2 separate regions of the Homo sapiens genome follow, and region 2 is linked to region 1. Evidence: chromatin loops called from intact Hi-C (ENCODE). Cell type or tissue: PC-3. All regions are shown on one strand.

What was found. Hi-C counts contacts between places; a loop is a spot of excess contacts. Peaks named below come from ENCODE experiments on the same cell type or tissue, not always from the same donor. Only the 100,000 strongest peaks of a DNase experiment are listed, where the experiment ranks them.
Region 2: it touches region 1 in a loop (2.6-fold over the local background); 1 of 110 quality-filtered maps calls a loop at or near these places.

What each region holds. Positions count from the first base shown.
Region 1 is chr1:196,000,042-196,005,041 of GRCh38, forward strand. No RefSeq gene overlaps it. Among named protein-coding and RNA genes, the nearest start is that of LINC01724, 86 kb to the right of the region's middle. RefSeq lists an enhancer at 2,692-3,192. In PC-3, no CTCF peak of the experiment used is centred here; a DNase peak (open chromatin) is centred at 3,080; H3K27ac peaks cover 1,720 bases.
Region 2 is chr1:195,852,581-195,857,580 of GRCh38, forward strand. No RefSeq gene overlaps it. Among named protein-coding and RNA genes, the nearest start is that of LINC01724, 230 kb to the right of the region's middle. In PC-3, no CTCF peak of the experiment used is centred here; no DNase peak of the experiment used is centred here.

The DNA of each region.
Region 1 (5,000 bases):
TTGTGTCTCATGTGAGTGCTCACCAAAGGGTGACCTCAGCAGAGGAGGATTTTAATAACCAAGTGGATAGGATGACCTGTTCTGTGGACAAAAACTCAGCCTCTTTCCCCAGCCACCTCTGTCATTGCCCAGTGGGTCCATGAACAAATGGCCATGGTGGCAGGGATGGAGGTTACGCATAGGTTCAGCAACATGGACTTCCACTCACCAAGGCTGACCTGGCTATGGCCACTGCTGAGTGCCCAGTTTGCCAGTAGCAAAGACCAACACTGAAGTGGTTGGTTTGTTCCTCAATAAGGCACCATTCCTTGGGTAGATCAGCCAGCTGCCTGGTGGCGGCTTGATTATATTGGACCTCTTCCATCATGGAAAGGGCAGAGGTTTGTCCTCACCCAAATAGACATTTACTGTGGATATGGATTTGCCTATACTATACTCAATGCTTCTGCCAAGACTACTATCCGTGGACTCACGAAATGCCTTCTACACCTTCATGCTATTTCATACAGCATTGCTTCTGACCAAGGCAGTCATACTTTACAACCAAAGGAGTGTGGCAGTGGGCTCATGCTCACGGAATTATTGGTCGTACCATGTTCCCTATCCTCCTGAAGCAGCTGGATTGATAAAATGGTGGAATGGCCTTTTGAAGTCACAATTACAATTCCAACTAGGTAACAATCCTTTGCAGGGCTGGGGCAAAATTCTCCAGAAGTTTGTGTATGTTCTGAATCAGCATCCAATATATAGTACTGTTTCTTCCAGAACCAGGATTCATGGGTTCAGTAATCAAGGGGTAGAAGTGGAAGTGGCACCATTCACCATCACCCCTAGTGACCCACAAGCAAAATTTTTGCTTCCTGTTTCTGTGACATTACATCCTGCTGGTATAGAGGTCTTAGTTCCAGAGGGAAAAATGCTGCCACCAGGAGACACAACTGTGATTTCATTAAACTGGAAGTTATGATTGCCACCTAGTCACTTTGGGATCCTCCTACCTCTAAGTCAACAGGCTCAGAAGACAGTTACGGTGTTGGCTGGGGTGACTGACCCAGACTATCAAAACGAAATCAGTCTACTACTCCACAATAGATGTAAGAAAGAGTATGTGTGGAATACAGGAGATCCCTTAGGGCATCTCTTAGTATTACCATGCCCTCTGATTAAGGTCAATGGGAAATTACAACAACCCAATCAAGGCAGCACTACAAATGGCCCAGACCCTTCAGGAATGAAGGTTTGGGTTACTCCACTAGGTGAAAAACCATGATCTGCAGAGGTGCTTGCTGAAGGCAAAGGCAGTACAGAATGAGTAGTAGAAGGTAGTCATCAGTACCAGCTATGACCACGTGACCAGTTGCAGAAACGAGGATGGTAATTGTCATGAGTATTTCCTCCTTATTTTGTTAAGAACATGTTTGTGCATGTATGCACTTGAGCTAAGAAAATATCTACATTTTATTTCCTTTCCTTTTTCTTTATCATATGACATAAGATTTATTGACTTCATATCAACATTTAAGTGTTGTTAACTTTACGTAATAGCATTTAGGTTAAAGATTAGTGTGCTTCTGGTTGTACGAAGGATAGCTGGATTATGTTAGGCATAATTATGACCTTATTATTGTCTTTATTTGAAGATTATATCTATAATTTCAGGAGATGTGTATGGGTTCAAGTTGACAAGGGATGGACTTGTGATGATTAACATTAGGTGTCAACTTGATTGGATTGAAGGATGCAAAGTATTGTTCCTGAGTGTGTCTGTGAGCGTGTTGACAAAGGAGACTAACATTTGAGTCAGTGGACTGGGAGAGGCAGACCCACTCTCAATCTGGTTGGGCCCAATCTAATGAGCTGCCAGTGCAGCCAGAATACAAATAGGCAGAATGTGGAAGGCCTAGGCTGTCTGAATTGTCTGGCCTCCATCTTTCTCCTGTGCTGGATGCTTCCTTCCCTTGAACATCAGACTCCAAGTTCTTCAGGCATTGCGGGATCTGACCAGCAGCCCGCAATGCAACGGGGCTCTCTCTTTGTTCCCAGGTGGATCGGCAGGTTGAGAAATAATAGACACACGCAAGATAGTGAAAGCTGGGTCCAGGGGGGTCACCACCTTCTGGTCCCATAGTGCCAACGATGCACTGGATATACCAGCATTTATTATTAAGTTTAGTGAGGGTGGGTTTCGGTTAGTGAGGGATTTAGGGTCATTTGATTATGAGGTGAGATGGTCACATGGCGATGAAGTAATTCTTTAACATAACATTTGTATGTAGAAGTACAGTACATTTGTATGTAGAAGTACAGTATACAGAGATAAGAATTTACAATATAGTGTGTGCGTCACCTTAGAACCTTAAAACAGAAACACAATCTTGCCATAACCTATGATTAGCAAGATATTAATCAGCAGTAATAATTGCAACAAAGGGTGGTTACAAACAATCCATGGAAACAGGCCGTGAAGCTAGACAACCGGTTAGACCAGAAATTCTAAGGGAGTATGCCTTAACCCTAAAGAGGCCTAGAAGAGCCATGGCAAGATGAGGGCCTTTATAGCCCTATCTTATCCATATGGACAGGCACCCCCCATGCGTCCTTTTACAGGCTCTCCACAAGGGTTGCATTCCATTCCCAGAGCTATGAACATCTGCTTTTCTGGGATAGGAATCTTGGTGATGTGAAACCTCCCTGACTGCACGTGCATTCATAGGCTCTCTGCAGGGGGAAGCACATCACATGCTGTTGGCTTGTTCTGGCAGTCCAACCTGGCGTTGTCTTTACACAATCCTGCATGCAATTTTGTATTTACAGTAATCAGGAGCATTTCATCTTTTATTCCATAGCAATAGTTTCAGGGGATCTCCCTACATTCAGGTTTTGGACCCTTGGACTTACACCAGTGCTTTGTCAGGGGCTCTCAGGCCTTTGGCCACAGACTGAGGGTTGCACTGTTAGCTTCTCTACTTTTGAGGTTTTGGGACTTGGAGTGGCTTCCTGGCTCCTCAGCTTGCAGACAGCCTATTGTGACACTTCGCCTTGTGATGGTGTGAGTCACTTTTCCTAATACACTCCCCTTCATGTATTCACCTATCCTATTAGTTCTGTTCCATTAGAGAACGCTGACTAATATGCAGGTCTAACACCCAGAGTCTACATACCTTTCATCTACTAGTGCTCAAGACAACCTATCCGTGTCAGTGTCACAAGCTCTATAAGCAAATCTGTACTGCAGACACATTAAGTAATTTGAACAAGGATCACGGGCAAGTAGTATCTTAAATTCAATGCTATTAGGCTCTATTCTAGTATGCCACGCTGTTATCCTAAACCAATCCTAACAGTTTAGCTATTTCTATGAAGGAAAATCCAAAATACAAAGATAATTTATTTTCCTTGAAGTCCTTTCAAAATATTTATTATAAATAGGTGGAGAAAATTTTTTTTTCTACATCTAGTTGATTCTTTTGGGGGAAACTTTTCTCAACCTCTGATTATACTAACATCTTAATATTACCTCTACCTTTACTCCAGTGTAAAAAAGGAATTAAAATATTCATTCCACAAACTTACTGTGATAAATATTAGATATGTGTACCTATAGTTTTTGTGCAGTAAAACTATCATTGCCTGTGATAGATTCTTATTTACCATGTTAATATTTGATTTTGAATGGTTTTGACTATCCAGGTAGAAAGTAATTGTTTATTTTGACATGAGTAATAATCACTGAGGTTTAAATATTGTATTTTTCTAAGGGGTGAATGTTGGAGAACCACACTAATTCATCAGGATTAAATTCTTGATGTTTTACTGCTGCGGAGTTTTAAAAGTGTTGTCTTTTGGCCATACTGAACCCCAACTATCAAAAGTTCTTATCTAAATTATTTACAGCTGTAAAGAAATTTCAGATCAATTATTAGTATTATCAAATATTTCTAAAAGAAAAGAATAGACCATCTGAACTAAATTTTTCATCTGAGATGTTCTCGTGGATAGGTTAAATATTCATTTTTGACCTTCTTAAAGATATCTTTACCTCTCACGGTTAATACTGGGTAATACTGAATAATAGGAAAAGATGTAAGATATCTCATTTATAGAATTTGCAGCACGATTCCAGTTTTCTAAAATGAAAATTATAATTCTCTAGTCTATTATAATCACAGGACTAGATCATGGAAACACTTAACATTACTGAACTTACATTCACAAGGTTAACTTTATATTTATGGGGGAACCTGCCCTGATATTCATGTAGGTTCTTTTCTATTTTTCCTTTGCATCAGCCGGCTTGAGAAATAAAGGGACAGAGTACAAAAGAGAGAAATTTTAAAGCTGGGCGTCCAGGGGAGAAATCACATGTCGGTAGGTTCCGTGATGCCCCACAAGCCACAAAAACCAGCAAGTTTTTATTAGAGATTTTCAAAAGGGGAGGAAGTGTGTGAATAGGTGTGGGTGACAGACATCAAGTACTTAACAGGGGGTAATAGAATATCACAAGGCAAGTGGAGGCAAGGTGAGATCACAGGACCACAGGTCCAAGGCAAAATTAAAATTGTTAATGAAGTTTCGGGCATCATTGTCATTGATAACACCTTAACAGGAGACAGGGTTTTGAGATCAACTGGTCTGACCAAAATTTATTAGGTGGGAATTTCCTCTTCCTAATAAGCCTGGGAGCGCTATGGAAGACTGGAGTCTATTTCATCTCTGCAGCCTCAACCATAAAAGACAGGCGCACCTGGGGGGGCTGTTTATAAGCCTATACCTCCAGGCGCATATTCTCTTTCTCAGGGATGTTCCATGCTGAGAAAAAGAATTCAGCGATATTTCTCCCATTTGCTTTTGAAAGAAGAGAAATATGGTTCTGTTCTGCCTGGCTCACTGGTGGTCAGAGTTTAAGGTTCTCTCTCTTATTCCCTGAACAATTGCTGTTATCCTGTTCTTTTTTCAAGGTGCCCACATTTCATATTGTTCAAACACACATGCTCTACAAT
Region 2 (5,000 bases), 150 kb before region 1:
CTGTGTCTACCATTTCTTTTACACCATTCATGGGTAAATTATACAGTATTTATCACAATACTGAGATATAGGCTGTATTATTATATGCTTACTACTTTTAAAATATTTAAAACTTTTAAAACTTCTGTTTCTTTACACATTGCTAAATGTTCTTAATTGTGATGTTATAAAATAATGTTAACAAAATTCTTAAGATACTTAAAATTAGGGTAAAAAAATAAGCAGATATTTAATTCACATAGAACAGACTCCTGCATTTGTTTCTTCAGAACGTCTTTTCTCAATCCCCACAAGAGTGATTCCAATCTGACTAGAACACTTAAAATCATTATTCTTTCTTGCTTAATGCAAAATAAAAGGAAAAAAGAAAATTATTAAATAGGTCTTTAACTTTGCTTCTGTTTGAAAATTAGTGAAAATAAGTATCTGTTAACTTAAAAGAACACACATGACATGCATAGCACCTGTTTATCATCTATCTACCTACCTACATACGTAAAACTTTAATATTAGATAAATCCATTCTCTGTCTGTCTCTCTCTCTCTCTATCCATCTGTCTCTGCATATTTTAGGTATCTTTAGGAGGTTTCCTTCAGAATAAGGAAGTGAGAATTTTGCATTAAAGTGAGAATACCCTGTTATCCTTGCTGCTATTGCTGCTGAGGATGATCATGATCATAATTAATTATTTTCTCTACAAGCTTTTTATGTAGACATAATAAGCCACTAATATGTTGGCCTACAATCACACTCTCATGAAGTGCACTATAATGATAATAATTAGTGATAGTAATATAATGTGATAGTATCACATTAATTTCACATTAGTGATACTAACAATGCAATACTAATATAATATGTAATGTAATTAATGATACTAATGTAATGTGACAATAATCTGTTTACAACAGATTACTTGATTCTTCAATTCACTATGATATTTATTACTTAACTACTTCACAATGGTGATGACAAGGTTTCCAATTGATTTTCACTAAAAACCTAGCAATAAAGCTTGACTCACTATTGCCAATCTCATATAGTGACATTCAATATTATTATTAAAAATGACTTGACTTTATTAATAATACACTTCCATGCAATCTTTATTCACAGTTGAAGATTCACTGATGTCTGCTGGGTTTTGTTGTGTTACTCTGTTTATGTTAAAAAGAAATCTAACTTCTTGTGCTTCTGCATATGCTTAAATCCTTATTCTTTAAGAATCCACAAAAATATGTATTGACATAGATTTGCCAAAGAATAATGAGCATTATTTTGCAATAATAGGACCCATTCAATTAAAGAAAATGCTCATTAGTAACATATCCATTTTGCCTTGAGTGAGTCATTATGAATCATTATTTCATTTTGGAGAAAATGATATTTGAAAATTTCCAAAGATGTGTCAATGTGGGTTCATCAATTGCAGCAAATATTCCACTTTGGCAAGGATGTTGACAATGGAGGAGGCTAGGCATGTGTGGGTTCAGAGGATATATAGAAAATTTTTATTCCTTCCTTGCAACTTCTCTGTGAACTCAAAATTATTCTAAAAAAAAGATAAAGTCTTTTTAAAAATTACAGGAAAACTTCAAGCCATCATCATTTACACTAATCCAAGAGATTCAAAAAGCATTTTAACATCACAATTTTATACGTAATGGACCAAGAAGAGAGAAATGTTGTTTCTTATTTGCAAGCCTGCTGTGATAAGCTCCCTACAGTCACAAGAACCAAGGAAAATTGAGCAAAAACACCATTTCAAAGGAGGTGAATTGAGGTTGGCTGTTATGAAAGACACTATTTCATACAGAGAATTATTATGGATGTCTCCTTTAAGAATAAGCCCTGGTGACACTAGGATAGATAGAATTTGAGATTTCATATGTAATTTGTTTAGTGCACTTATTCTTACATAGTTTTAGAAAATACACATTTGAAACATTGTAAAGATGAATACATTGTTTTCAATGCTGTTGAGACTATTTGTAAAATTATTTTATGAGGGTAATGCTAATTTATTTTGTTTCTTATGTTACATTTTACTCATCTAAACTTCACAGAAACCTTAGGAAATAGGCACAATGTATATCACTGTTTTACTACTGAGGAAAAAGAATATAGAATAACAAAAACCTTGCCTGTTTATTTAAGCTAGGATTCAAATGCTAAGGGTCATAATCTTAACCACTAAACAATAGATATACTTACTCTTTTTCAAAAATTAATATTTGATTTAAAATATGCTGAGCAAATAATAACCTAGAGAGCTCTCTGATATTGGAACAAAAGACTGAGTTTTGAAATGGAGATCAAATCAATGTTTGAAAATAGATCAGCGCAATACGCTAAACCACTGTCTTATTTTAGTTCATCAGTTGGGTGACACTACACATATGACCTAATATCTTCTATTTATGTTTATGTTCTCTACTCTTTCCCAAACTAGTTTGGGCAAAAATAAAATAATGCCTGGAAATAGGTGGAAGAAAGTGGACAGAAAAAGGGAAGGATTGTCAAAATTGTAAAATTGTCTGGGTTCAGCTTCCATTTCCAGCCAACATGATCTAATAGAGATCAGGCTCAGCCTCTCCCTGAACAGATCAAGGAAAACAAAACAAACAAAAATACATGAAACAATTTTTGAGATACTGAATATCAGGCAATGAAGGACAGTGGTCTCTCAGAAATGGGAAATAAATGAACTGAGCCTTACAATTACTTAATTTACCACCTTGATAGAGTTTCCAAGTAAAGGAAGATATGAGTCAAAGATACATAGACTCCTTGACTTACGGAGCTGGAGCTGAGTCTGTGGATTCCATATCAAATAGAATTTGTAGAACAGGGTACCAAAGAGGATACAGGTAAACAGAAGAAATATTTTGGAGAACAACAGATGGTCTTTATAGAGTAGTCAACATAATATTGACAGGTAGAAAAGAGGAAAAAGGGAATGGAGATTGGTTGGGAGAAATGGAAAATAAATGACATGATGATAGATTAAACATAACTATATCAATAATTAAATAAAATATGATTCAGATTAAGATGACTGACTAGAGGCACCCAGAACTAACTCCCTCCACAAAGAAAGGACAAAAACAGCAAGTAGATAATCACGCGGTGAATATGGAATCTAAGAGATTAAAGAGAGTACACTATAATTCAGCAAGGAAGTGACAAACACCCTCTGAGGCATGGAAATCTGAGAGGACAGCAAGGAAAGGGAAGCAAAGCAGCCAGCTGGTATCAGCATCAGCGTGGAGCCAAGAGGGATTTCCCCATTGTGGGAAAAAGGTAAGTGGGAGGTCCCTAACAATTCACCTTTCCACATAGATACCTGCAATCCTAGCTACAGGAGAGCCCCTCAGCCTTCACAGACCCTGAGCCTATTTTAGGGAGCTGCCTGACTACATGCATCTACATTCAGAGAGGGAATTCACATCGGGCCCCCGCTCCATTCCCAGAACTCTAGCAGAGGCAGCATGGCATCATATTGAGAATGGAGTCACCATCAGACTAGATCCTGTCCTGCAGCCCAATAGCCCCTGCATATCTGTATCATTAAGGCCCCATTGACATCCCCGACATCCACCCAGAGGGTTTCTTCATTACAACACCAGCTGGACCCAGCATTGCAGTCATATCCCTGGCACCTGAGCCCATGCAGAGCACTAAACCATGAGGAATAGATGGTCCAGCACATTAGGAAGGTTACCCACAGGATATAGAAAGTAGAAGTGCCTTCTCCTCAGAGCCTGAGAACTGCTTGCCCAGGGCCATCACCATTGGCAGTGACCTCACCCACTCCAGTGGTGGAGTCACTGCACACCTATATACTCCACCTGAGGACCTGGGGACTGGTTCACTCAGGCTGCTTCTGCTATTGCCAGTGCCCAGGCCTGCCACCCAGGGAATCAATGACCATGCAACCCAGGACCTTCCGCCACTACTGCCTGACAAACCCACACCTTCCAGGAACAAGGCTGCTGCATGCTTCTGCACACTGTCCAGGAATCCAATGATCAGCTCATCCAGGATCCATGACCACTACTTCCAGTGTCCATGTATGCCCACTAGGATCCCAAGTATTGCAACACCTGGCATCCCTATCCCCAGCAAAGCCATGCCACAGCCTCCACAAAGAAGTGCAGCCTAAGCCACTGAAGGATATGCAGACAGCATTGATGTTGATTACAGCCAAAAAAATCATATGGAGACTACACTCCTGCATCCCGCTAGAAACAAAGCCAATGCACCCTGCTCAACCAACACTATAAATACATTTACAGGGCAATGTCTTACCATACAAAAGGTACTTGATAAAATTAGAAGAAGTGACTGTTACCCAAGATGTATAGATATCAATGTAGAGACACAAGAAATATGAAAAAACAAGGAAACATAACATCTCCAAAGGGACACATTAATTCCCAACAGACTCCAAAGAAAAGAAAATCTATGTAATGTCTGAAAAAAATAATAAAAATAATGTTCTAAAGGAAATTCAGTGAGATACAAGAAGACACAGACATACAATCCAAATAAATCAGGAAAACAATTCACTATCTGAATGAGAAATTCAACAAAATAAATAGATATTATAAAAAAGCACCAAACCAAAATCTTGGAAATGTAACATTTAATAAATAAAATAAAAAATACAATTAAGGGCTGCAACAATAGGCTAGATTGGGCAGAAAAAAAAATTTGGAAGTTGAAGACAAATCTTTTAGAAAAACTGAGCCAGAGGAAAAAAAGAATAAAAAAATGAAGAAAGCCTACATGACATGAGATCACATGAAGCAAACAAATTTCCAACTTGGAAATTCTGCAAGGAAAGGACATGGGAAAAGGCATAGAAAAAAATTAATAAAAATAATAGCTGAAGACTTCCCAAGATGTGGGAGAGATGTAGACATACAGATACAGAAAGCCCAAACATTCTAAAACAGACTAAGTCCAAAAAAGATAGCTTCCAAGGAACACTGTC